2 separate regions of the Homo sapiens genome follow, and region 2 is linked to region 1. Evidence: read pairs that join two places in POLR2A ChIA-PET (ENCODE). Cell type or tissue: Caco-2. All regions are shown on one strand. Links, peaks and the distances in the headings refer to the core of each region. The heading gives the core; the rest is flanking DNA.

Region 1 (6,352 bases), core at 895-4,894:
ATAGTTCTTCCATGACTGATCCTATTCAAGAGGTCTAGCTTTGACCCTCTCTGGATTCGACAGCTGTTTAAAGCTGCTGCTTCTTAGTCTTTATGGTGGCTTTTGTGGTTCCTTGGTTACCCCTTTCCCTGTGAAAGTCGTTGATGCCAAGGTGAAGTCACTTACATCAGGCCTAAGCAAAGTGGAGCCGAGGGGGTCATGAAGGAGGGGATCTCACACTCAAACAGCATGACAGTGCTGTTGTGGTTGGATAATATTTTGAAATATATAAAAGTTCTTTGGTTTTTTTTGTGTGTGTGACTATCTATTTAACCAGAGCCATCCATTTTATTAGGATAAATTAAAAATACACATAGAAAGGGTCTTTATTCAGTTTTTGGCTTTTAAAATAGGTTCTTGGCCCATTTCAGAAGCTTTATGAGAGGAGGAAAAAAGAAAAAACAAAGAATAATTTTCAAATTAAAGGGCAAAGCCCAGAAGAAATGAGAATGAAAGAGAAGAGGAGGGGATGTCCAGTTAAAGATAACAAAGCAAATGCATGCACTGGCTTCTACTCCCTCAAGTCCCGATAAAACACAGAGAAGGGGTTGTTTTTAAAAATCAGAAATCCACAAGAACAAAAAGAATCAGAAAGAAACCAATAGCAACACAATTTTGAAAGCAGAAAAGCTGAGGAATGAGTGGAAACGGAATTAGCAAAAATAATAAATCTGAATTCTAAGCTGGCAGTGGGGAAAGCCAAGAACCAACCCAACTTATACTACAGAGCCACCTCCCTCTCACCAAGGCTGGAAAATTAGCAGGCCAGGTGCTTCCTGAAGCACGGGGATAGATGGAGCCAAGGACAGGAAGACTACGTTTTCAAGAAGCAAACTCTTAGATTCTCTCCCCTACAAACTGCTCCTCCATTTTGTAGAAGACAGGAGGTTTATTCTTTGGGGAGGACAAAACTCAGGGTCCTTAAACTGCAGATATCAGATATTGCAGAAGATGGTGGTATCTCACAAAAAACTGGCAAAAAATAAAATTGTACATTATGTGTTGAGACCTTCCTCCTCCCCAACTCCCGCCTGGCCCCCTCCCCACCATAGGAGCCAACCTCCCAGATGACTCCTAGTGATTCTCCCCCTCTGGTATGCATACCCTTGGACCATCCCCACCCACACTGAGTAGGGCTGATCTGTGTGACCAATGGAATAATAAGAAAAATGCAGAGTATGACTTTTTTTTTTTTTTTTGAGATGGAGTCTCGCTCTGTTGCCCAGGCTGGAGTGCAGTGGCGCAATCTCGGCTCACTGCAAGCTCCACCTCCTGAGTTCACACCATTCTCCTGCCTCAGCCTCCCGAGTAGCTGGGACTACAGGTGCCCGCCACCACACCCAGCTAATTTTTTGTATTTTTAGTAGAGACAGGGTTTCACCATGTTAGCCAGGATGACAGAGTATGACTTCTAAGGCTAGATCATAAAAGACACTGTGGCTTCTGCCTTGCTCTCTCTTGAATCACTTGCTCTGGAGGAAGGCAGCTGCCATGTCACAAGGACACATAGGGAGCAAATGAAGCCTCCTGCCAATAACTAGCATCCCTTGCCACTTGCCAGGAATGTCAGTGAGCCACTTTGGAAGCAGAACCTCCAGACTGAGCCAGATGGTTGCAGCTGTTCCACACCTCACTGTAACCTCAGCTAGAACCACCCAGCTAACCTGTTCTTAGATTCCCAACTCACAGAAATTGTGAAATAATAAATGTTTATTTTTGTAAGCCACTAAGTTTTAGGGTAATTTGTTATGCAAAAATAGATAATAATCTCCCCCTACACACACACACACACACACACACACACACACACACACACACACACACACACACACACAAACAGAGACGCCCAGAGGCTTTCCAGCCTTCCTTCCTCACTCAGCTCCCAGAATGCTGGCAGCCAAACTTGTCCCTTCTAACAGGAGAATGGAAGCATCTTCCCCAGGGAATTTGACCAGCTCAGGAGAATAGGCCTAGAAGTGCTAATTCTGGGGACTCGCCCATGCACACAGAGCTTCTAATAACTGTTTTATCGCTCCTCTCTTAAATATGAGCAGATGTCCAAGGATCACGGGGCACTTTTGGAAAGCCTCTAATATGATATAGCCTAAAATTAACAGATAACTGTAGCTTGGAGGAAACAGAGAATATACAGGGAGAAAGAAGCTTCTAAAAGATTATAAATTATTATTAATATCCATAGAGAGATAAGAAAGATATTGCATCACTGAAACAAGAACAAAATGCTAGGAATATTCAGAAAACCAAAAAAAGAGTTATTGGACAATATGACAGCAGGAATGAAAAGTTCAAGAAGTGAGTTGGAAGATAAGGTTGAAGAACTCTCTAAGAAGATGAGCAAAAAGACAAACATAGATAGGGGAAGTTTAAGAAGAGAGAGAGAGAGAGGCTTAGACCAGGAGTTCCATCCTCCACACACTGAGATCAAAAAAGAAAGAAAAGGAAAAGAACATAGGGGAAGACATGCTCAAAAAAATCATCCAAGACTATGTCCCAGAACACAAGTTTGCAGATGGAAAGGGCTCATGAGTGCCCAGAAGAGTGGATGAAAACAGATCCAACCAGGACACATCACTATGGAATTTCAGAATACTGGGAGCAAAGAGAAGGCCTAAAATCTCCTACAGAGAAAAAGTGGAAGAGAGACAGAACAAGAGCAAGTAACAAAAATAAAAATAAAGTTATATAAAATAAGACAAGCAATAAAAATAGCTTCAGATTTCTCAATGACACCACTGGAGGGTGTTAGAACAATGGAGGACAAGGAAACATTAATGTCAAAATTCTGAGAGAAATGATTTTCAACTCCAAGTTTTATTCTTAGACGAATTATCAAGAATGAGGGTAGAATAAAGGCGTTTTTCAGGCACATGAGATCTCAATTCACACGAATGCCCCCTCTTCTGGGAAGCCCCACCAAAATGTGGGAGTTAAGCAAGACAGGGGTAGAGGTGGCATCAGGAAGCAGGAGATCCAATACAGTGGTCAGGGGAGGGGAGATCCCAGGGGACAGCTGTGGCCCAGGCCCAGGCAGAACCCCAGTCCAGAATGGAGCAGTCGGAAGTCATTAAAAAAGACAAGACGAAATTAATGGAACTCCTAAAGTAACTGAAGGTGTTAAAAGGAGAATGAACATTGCTGGAGGAGAGTTTGAGAGTGAATTAGTAGTAAGTATGGAGAAAACTCAGCAACTGAGAGAAAAACAACAGTTACATATTAATGTCAAACAAAGAGTTGTGCAGGAAAGGAAGAATAGTGTGGTCTACTACATACCCAGCTGTGAATGGCATTTATGTAGTTATGTAAAATATAAATAGCACCGAATAGTGATCCACCCAAGTTACAATACACAATATTGGAATGAGAGAGGGGATGGGAAATCTGCTCATTTTTTAGTTGTGGGAAGTCAGTATATAATGCCTAACACTAAAAATTTTTAAAGTAGTAAGATAAGCATATTACTTAAAGCAATGTTTCTTGAATTTCATCATACATCGGAATCAACCGGAGGGCTTGTTAAACCACCAGTTGTTCTGCCCCATCCTTCTGCTCCAGCCACACAGAACGTCTCTCACTTCCCTGCAGTGTCTAATTCCCTTGTGATGTTGGACTTTTGCATGTGTCACTACAGTAATTGGGATGTTCTTCCCTCAGCCTTCACCAGGATGAGCTCACATTCATCCTTCAAGTATCAGCCTAGATATGGCTGACTCTGAAGAGCCTTTCCTGACCTCGCGATCCTTCTAGGGTCCCTCTTCTACCTGTACTTCCCCTGGCCCAGCACTGGTCACCCATCTTCTAGCAGACTGTAAGGTGAAGAGAGCAGAGACTATGCAGGGAATACTCAAAGGCTTTGTGGCTGCCCAGCACCTTTGGAACACCCTTCTTGTGTTTGGGGAATTTTCCGTCTCATCTGTGAAAGTCAGAAATTTATTTCCCAGCCTCCCTTACAGCCAGAACTCAGACATGTGATCCAGGCTCCACCAATCACAGGCATCCATGCCAGACCTCAGTGAAGAGAAAGATGCCATATGAAAGTCATTGTGTGAGGGCAGGAAATCAAGCTTTTAGAAGAGCAGGAACAGAGGCCCTGGCAGAGGGGTCCCTGCCTGGGACAGTAGTGTGAGCCAGAGCCCACACCCTGCTGCAGGGGCAATAAGGGCTCTTTTGGAGCATTCCAGAACTATTTTCTGCATAATGTTCTTGGCTGTGTAGTCACTTACCCTCACTCTCTGGCTGTGGGGGAAATTTCCTGAGCTACTTAATATCCTTCGATAAATGCCATCTCTAATAAGCTAGCAAGAGTGGGTTTCTTTCTCTTTTTTTAACTAAGAACCAGGCCAAGATAGAGAGTAACTGTCTTGCTTTGAGTTTTATCCTCAGTGCCTAGCAAATCTTGGGCATGCAATAGATACTCAGTACATGTTTAATGATACAGATGAATGAAGGAAAGAATATTTGATGACCTCTGACTTCCCTGAGGGAAGGAGTGTGAGGCCACAGTAGGCGCTTCTCATCCTGCCCCTTCCCAATGAGGAACCACACATCTAGGTTTGTATCCAGGCCTTATAACCCCACACCCAAATGCAGGCAAAGGAAAGATGCCCCCTTGATCCATGGAGGATCCCGTTCTGAAGATCACGATCACCTCTTTAACACCAGGGAAGGGTGAGTCATACGGGTGAATTCTCCCTCTCACGGTTGCAGGTGGGTAGGAGCACACTTCAACACTTGTTTTCCTATTTTTATGCCCACTGCGAACTCCTCCAGCCAGAAGCGCTGGTTTTGCTCGTGTTTTATGGCTGCGCTGTCTGTGCCTGCCTCCCTCCTCCTCCACAATTTGAAATGAGCTCTTAAGTAATATAAAACAATGCTTCGTGACAGCCTGACTGGGGTTGGATTGCTAGGGGCGGTCACTGCACACTGAGCTGCACATTTGCAGAACTCAGAGCTGGTTGCTTAGCAACAAAATGAGATGCTGGATTAACTAGTTCTAGACCCACATTTCCCTAACCAATGCGGCTTTAACCCTTTGCTGCAGAGCAAAGACCCCAGCAAAGCCTTGAGAACAGAACAGTTGCTCATGTTGGTTGAGAGCTTACTCTGCTTTAAGCACTGTTCTAATGCTGTGCATCACATTATATCTCAGTTAATCCTCACAACAACCCAGTGAAGTGGTGCTAGTATTAGCTTTGGTTACAAATGAGAAACCTGAGGCATAGGGAGCCCAAGGTCACACAACCAGTAAAAGGTGGAATGGGGATTTGGACCCAGGCTGTTTGGCTCCAGAACTCATTTTTTTTTTCAACCAAGTTAAAATGCTTCATTCAACAGCCACTTTCATATGCCTTTCCCTTAAAGCAGCTAAAGTAGGAAGCTCACCAATGGACATACCTGCTTCTTTAGCAGCGTGCAAAGTGAAGGAGTTTAACACGCTACTTACACTGCAAATGCTCACATCCACAGATGACCTGGTTTTGATGCCAAGGCCTTTACCACACATGACACATGACCAAGAAGATATTCTGATGACAGTTCCTTGGAATTCTACCCACCTACCCCTCTCCAGACCCACTGGAGGGTCAACCAGACTCTGACTTGGCCCAGGGGTTATTTCTTCACCTGGTTTGGGGTGATGAGAGGTTGCAGCCGTGCAATGGGCACAGAACTGGGAAGAAAAGAACCTCCTTGCAGGCGCTGCTGATCAGGGCATGAGCGCAAGCCCACATACAGCCTCCTGGTCAGGCTCAGCTCCCACTTGCCTGTACAAAACCACCCAGACATACCTTACTGAAGGCCTCCAGGTATGAGACCTGTGGGAGACAGCTGTCTTTTCCTCCCTAGCCACAAAGATCAGTGCAAACCCCAACTCCAAAACCAAAGCCCTTTACTTCTCCCCTGCTCTTCCTCCCTTCTGGGTCTTCACCCAAGGCAATTCTCTCCTAGCTACTTTTCCCTCTCTGCCTCTGGTCTGCTAGGTTTCCTAGAGCGGATCTCTTTTTCTAAGTTGGAGCTTCACTGACCGGCTCCTTTTCATCCTCAGCCCTGTGCCCTCCCTCCAGTTTGTTCTTTGCAGCTCTCCTGGGGGTGTTCCCCCCAAAAAAAGGAACAAATGTCACTGGAGGGTAACCAGGAACCATTTATCAGTGCATTGGCCTCTTGGCTTCTGGAACATCTTCCACAAACTCCCCGGACTCCACCATGACCTCTTTCCAAATTATGTTCTCTTTTAATAGCTCCTGTTGGATTTTCCTTTGAAGTGTGGTCAACAGACCACTATATGGCCCCTGGTGGT
Region 2 (6,352 bases), core at 1,453-5,452, 160 kb after region 1:
AGAGATGATCCCATTTAGAAAAAGACTGGTAGAAATTGGAGTGAAAGGAACCCTACAGATTAGCCCAGTTCTCTCTTATTTTCAGCTTTACAGACAAGAACAATTTAAATCTAAAGAATTTAGTAGATTCCTTCAGTGTCACAAAGCTGTTTCATGAAAGAATCAAGATTATAACCTGGATATTCTGACTCCTGGCCCAGTGCTTTTTCTTACTTTGTAGCTACACTTTGAAGTAAGATTCAAACTGTTATCCACTCAATTGCCTTATTCCTGAGGATGTAGTGAAGGAAGAAAAAGTTTTCTGGAATTCCGTAAATTATATTTTAAGCTTATTTCTTCAAAATTATTTTCATATATCACAGATATATCATTGGAAGATATAATTTGCATATATGTTCATTATCAGTGTTCCTAATTTGGTATTACATGTATTCTATTTTTTTCTGAATGATAGCATGAAAAGTGTCAAAGTGGTTTGTCCGCTAGCGTCTGTCTGCAGAACTTTCAGGATGACTATTAATTCCTCTCAGATGTCATTTTTGAGTGGTCCAAGCCTGCTGTTTTGAACCCACAGCAGTGGAGATTTGTATTCTTATTTACAGTTGTGTACTATAAAGTGTGTGTTACATAGGTTTTGTGTAATAATTATTTGTAAATATTATTTAGATTTGTATTTAGACATGATTTATATCTAATATAGATACAAAGTCTGTGTCTAAATATTATTTAAAGAAGTGATTTTTCATTCTCTTGGATTCTTTCCAGTGTGGTGCCTTTTATATGCCTCACATAGTCTCCTTGTTCTCCTACTAATATTCCCAAGCTCCATATGCCAATTAAAGAAGAAACAAAAATAAAAGTTTGTCTTGCTTGTGAAACATTAAGAAGAGGCTGTCAGGTTTAATAAACTTTTTAATGAATATTTCAGACATAACAAAAAACTGCAGAGCTTCGTACACTTGATTTAAATAATTCTTGAGGGATTTTATAAGGTCATCTTATAGACAAAATTAAGAGACACCAGTGTGGTTATCAATGCTTTCAGAATACTTGTGTTTATGTAAATATACCCCAGAGTCCAAAACTCTGATATATTCATATATATTCACAATGAGAGGATGTCTGTGCCAAATCTGTCAATCAGTACAATAGAAAAGTTAATTATATAACTACAACACGAAACACAAATTTTTAGAAGCAAATTATGTCCTGTAATTTACCCCCCTCCCCGCTGCTCCTCTGCTAACTCATTTTCCTCTTTTCCCACTCTAAATGTAAGGCAACCCTTGGCTTTGGAGAAGCATCTGTTCCAATATTCTGGTGCTATGTGCTCAGTTGTACTATATGCAAATGTTACTAGACACAGAGGAGGTCAAAGTGTTGATACACTTATTGCTACCATTTACAGAATGATCAATTTGATAGCTATCATACATGGCTAGCAAGACACTGATTTTTCTAATAAAAAAATTTTTAATGCATACAGGTCTGGTGAACAGTTTCAATTTAACGGATGAGGCCAAGGCTAAAGCCAGAGTAAAGTAATCAGAGCCATGCCTCAGGAACACGATTTAGCTAATAGTGTGTGTAAAATGGGTAAGGTCTAGAATTAGGGACTAAAATCAGCTGAAAGTGTTGCAGATATGTATACTTATCACAGTGAATACTTCCAGTTTACAGCAAAGAATTCAAAATTGTTGAGTAAAGCTTGGTGACTATTACCTAAAATAGACTAGACTTTAGCCAAGCATCTTTTATCATGGGAACAAACCCGATAACCTGACATGCTTTTTTTTTTTTTTTTTTTTTTTGAGACAGGGTCTTTCTTACTCTGTCACTCAAGGTGGAGTGCAGTGATGTGATCACGGATTATGGCTCACTGTAGCCTCAACCTCCCAGGCTGAAACTAAAGTGATCCTCCCGCCTCAGCCTCCTGAAGAGCTGGGACCAGAGGTGCACACCAACACACCAGCTAATTCTTTTTTTTTTTTTTTTTTTTCTGAGGGGTGGATAGAGATGGGTGTTTCCCTATGTTGCCCAGGCTGGTCTCAAACTCCTGGGCTCAAGCGATCCTCCTGCCTCAGCCTCTCAAAGTGTTGGGATTACAGGCATGCGCCACCACACCTGGCGTGTTCATTTACCATCCTTAAACATTCTTTTTTTTCTTTTTTTTTTTTTTTTTTGCCCTTAATTGACTTGATCTTTGGATGTTTGAGGTTATTAGGGATCATGTTTCATTTCCCTTGCTTTCAAATACAGTTCAGAATAAGGATTACATGAAGTCACTAGCAGTTTTACTATGTCTGAACTAGTCCTGAAAGTAAATAAACATGCACATCCGGAGCACTAAAAGAGTTGCAGAATTAATGATACTCCAATCTCTCAGGCCATGTGTCAGTTGGAAACTAACACAATGGTGAGAACATTTTAAATATTTACAGCCTCATGATGTGAACAAACAGCATTCTCCCTAAAAGAGTAGACTGTAACTCTACACCAAGTTGAAAGAACAGTCTGTCAAACATCAGGAAATAGTCACAAAAAACTGGATGTACCTCAGGTGACTCCTAAGACTTGCATTCTCCACATTTAATGAAAATTATATGAAATGTAAATAGTAAACAGACCTTAGAAATAATCTGACCCACCTTACCTCATCTTTGTTTTCTCAGTTTAACAGTGTATCGGTGAGACATTTTACTTTTATTATAAAGCAGATATTTCAGGCAGAATTCTACCACCCTGAAATGTAACCACCCTCTCCTTCCTAAGCCCAGACATACTCCTTAGTATTTAAATAAACATCTGTTAAGCTCCAGGCCATGTTCAACGTTGGAATTGTTATGATCAATTTTAAAAAGTTAGTTTTCCTACACCAAACAGCTTACAGTCTTAATGAGGAAATGTTTTAGCATTTATTAATTCAGGAAACATTTCTGGCACTGTGCTAATAACTATATAAGAAAATCATTGTAAGATATAAAGACCAGATATAGTCCCTGCCCTCAACCTATACACTTGAAACTATTGGAAACTATTGAAACTATTAGACAAAATGGCCATGGTCATTTAGTGCATAATTAACACACCATGCCTTGTTGTTCTTGCTCAATTGCCTTATTCCTGTGTCAACATCAGCTTCAAAAAAGTGTATTCAATGCAACAAGAAACTTCAAAATCACAGTTTTGTAAAACGGCAGATTATGTTAAATGAGTGAACCTGTATATTGTATTTGTTTTCTATTGCTGTCCTAACAAATTATCACAAACTTAGTTAACACAAATTTATTATCTTAACAGTTCTGCAAGTCAGAAGTATGAAATTGAACTCACTAGGCTAAAATTAAGTTGTTGGCAGGGCTGTGTTCCTTCTGGAGGCTCTAGGGAAGAATCCATTTCTTTGCCTTTTCCAGATTCCAGAGGCTGTCTGAATTCTTAGTTTGTGGCCTTGTCCAACATCTTCAAAGCCAGCAACATCAGGCTGAGTCCTTTTCATGCTGCGATCTCTCTGGTTTTCTCTTTTGTCTTCCTCTTCCACTTGTAAGGACCCTTGTGATTACACTGCACCCAGGTGGATAAACCAAGATAACCTCCCTATTTTAAGGTCAGCTGATAAGCAAACAATTTCACCTGCAACCTTAATTCTCCTTTGCCATATTTGCAAACTGTGGGGATTAGGATGGGACATGTTTTGGAGGGGGCATTGAGCCACATTACTCTGCCTACCACATATATTAGCTGAAAGCTTTTTTTTTTTTTTCTTTTTTTGAGACAGAGTTTCGCTCTTGTTGCCCAGGCTGGAGTGCAGTGGCACAATCTCGGCTCACTTGCAACTTCCATCTCCTGGGTTCAGGTGATTCTCCTGCCTCAGCCTCCCAAGTAACTGGGATTACAGGCATGCACCACCATGCCCAGCTAATTTTGTATTTTTAGTAGAGACGGGGTTTCACCATGTTGGTTGGACTGGTCTCAAACTCCTGACCTCATGATCTGCCTGCCTTGGCCTCCCAAAGTGATGAGACTGCCCGGCCTAAGATTTCTTAATAGAAACTTTAAAGTAAAAATATTAATGGCTATATTCAAAAGTTCTACTTCCTAAATTGAAAGAAAAATTAATAAATCCTTGAGATTACTAGAAAACCCTTACAGTAAATGAGCATTTATGACTTGTACCCAAATAAATACTATAGGTAATAGACACTAACTTATTACTTAAGAAAAAGTACAATAATCACACTTGTATATTTTGACTGGTTGTTGATGTTCCTTGGTCTTCATCAGTAATACAAATGTGGTCATTAGATGTAGTAGAAATATTCTCCAAGCCCTCCCTTAATTCTTCAGATTTCTGCATACTTATCCCCTCTCTTTCTCTTGACTTTCTAGAGTCCTTAGAGGTACTGGAGGCCTCTTCTGTTTTTTCTTCCCCTTTGAAAGTAGCGAGTTTTTCTAAGTATTCTACTACTTCATCTCTCAACTCATCTTCAGATTCTTCAAAATTTCTGAAATAATAAGCAGTAAAAATCAGCATTATGATATGAAAGTACTGAAGAATACATGTAAAAACTCGTTTCCCTTTTCTCCATCCCCAGTTGAGCAATATAAAAGTTGCATTTTCACCTAGGTTTTTCTAAGCATGATAAACAGCTAATGTTGGGAGAATCAGTCTTCTGTTGAGTTTTACATTGTGTTAAACACCCTTTATTATATTTATTAATGTCCATCATCTAATGTTTAAGAGGAGAGGAAGAGAGAATTAAAAAAAAAGAAAAAAACAATTGCCGTACATCGAGCTCTTACTATATGTCCATCAATATCCTAGGGTACTTATACCATATTCCACTTAATACTAACAACATTTTGAGGTAGACATTATCATCAAATTATAAATAAAGAAGCTAAGGCTCAGAGAGGTTAAAAAATGTGGCCGGGCGCGGTGGCTCACGCCTGTAATCCCAGCACTTTGGGAGGCCGAGGCGGGCGGATCACGAGGTCAGGAGATCGAGACCATCCTGGCTAACACGGTGAAACCCCGTCTCTACTAAAAATACAAAAAATTAGCCGGGCGTGGTACCGGGCGCCTGTAGTCCCAGCTACTCGGGAGGCTGAGGCAGGAGAATGGCATGAACCTGGGAGGCGGAGCTTGCAGTGAGCCGAGATCGCGCCACTGCACTCCAGCCTGGGCGACAGAGCGAGACTCCGTCTCAAAAAAAAAAAATGTGTTGAAGGTCTCACAGCTACTAATTCATAGAACCAGGAATTAAAATTGTGTCTAAGACTGCAACATTGGTATTTTTAGAAAGGAAAGGGAATAGATCAATAAGACAATCTGCACCAACCTAAATTAAACCTAAAAGTAACTGCACCAACCTAATATTTAAGTAGCAAGTATGAGGTCAGGAGTTTGAGACCAGCCTGGCCAACATGGCAAAACCCCTTCTCTACTAAAAATACAAAAAATTAGGCATGGTGGCGCACACTTGTAGTTCCAGCTACTCAGGAGGCTGAGACAGGAGAATCACTTGAATGCAGGAGGCGGAGGTTGCAGTGAGCCGAGATCGCACCACTGCACTCCAGCCTGGGAGACAGAGCGAGACTCCATCTCAAAACAAAACGGAACAAAAAAAGTGGCAAGTGGAGGAGATTGAGAAAGAGCTGATAAGAGCCAAGAAGATGTGTATCGTGGAAGCCAAAGGAGTAGCCAAATAGGATGAGGACTGAGAAATGATTACCTGACTTGCCAATTTCAAGGTAATAGATGACTGTTGAAAGAATATTTCAGATGAGTGCCGTGCAGCAGGAGCCAATGTACAGTGGGTCCAGAAAGCAATGGAGATTAACAAAGTGGTGACAGGTGGGGACTACAGGTGAGCACCACTATGCCCAGGTTTTTTATTTTTAGCAGCTAGGAGGTCTCACTGTGTTACCCAGGCTGGTCATAAACTACTGTGTTCAAACAATCCTCTCACCTCAGCCTCCCAAAGTGCTGGGAGAGCTACTCAGGAGGCTGATGCAGGAGGATTGCTTGAGCCCAGGAGTTTACAGTTGTAATGAGCTATGATCATGCCACTGCACTCCAGCCTAGGCATCAGAGCAAGACACTCATCTGAAAAAAAAAAAAAAAAAAAAGTGGTGACAATGAATTTAAACTCCTCTTTCAGCGAGCCTAACTCCGAAAGGAATGGTATTATTTAGAGAACATGGGGGCAATGGTTTTTGGTTATTGTTTTTAATGGGAGAGAGTTGGGCATGTTTATATGCTGAGGAAAGGAGGTAGTAGATATTCAAAACAGGAGACAGGTGGAATAACCAATAGGAGCCAGGTCACTGAAAAGAGGCTGGGTTTTAGAGC

The links. Peaks named below come from ENCODE experiments on the same cell type or tissue, not always from the same donor. Only the 100,000 strongest peaks of a DNase experiment are listed, where the experiment ranks them.
Region 2: POLR2A ChIA-PET joins it to region 1 with 9 read pairs; 3 of 35 experiments call an interaction of 5 or more read pairs at or near these places.

What each region holds. Positions count from the first base shown.
Region 1 is chr13:51,869,971-51,876,322 of GRCh38, forward strand. It overlaps a transcript of TMEM272 not described here. Among named protein-coding and RNA genes, the nearest start is that of CCDC70, 11 kb to the left of the region's middle. In Caco-2, for the core only: no CTCF peak of the experiment used is centred there; no DNase peak of the experiment used is centred there.
Region 2 is chr13:52,032,717-52,039,068 of GRCh38, forward strand. NEK5 (NIMA related kinase 5) reads right to left here. Exons shown (of 24, transcript NM_001365552.1): 24 at 895-4,502. The coding sequence ends at 4,232. ALG11 (ALG11 alpha-1,2-mannosyltransferase) reads left to right here. Exons shown (of 4, transcript NM_001004127.3): 4 at 1-884. It overlaps UTP14C (UTP14C small subunit processome component), which reads left to right. Exons shown (of 2, transcript NM_021645.6): 2 at 1-884. Among named protein-coding and RNA genes, the nearest start is that of UTP14C, 11 kb to the left of the region's middle. In Caco-2, for the core only: no CTCF peak of the experiment used is centred there; a DNase peak (open chromatin) is centred at 3,495.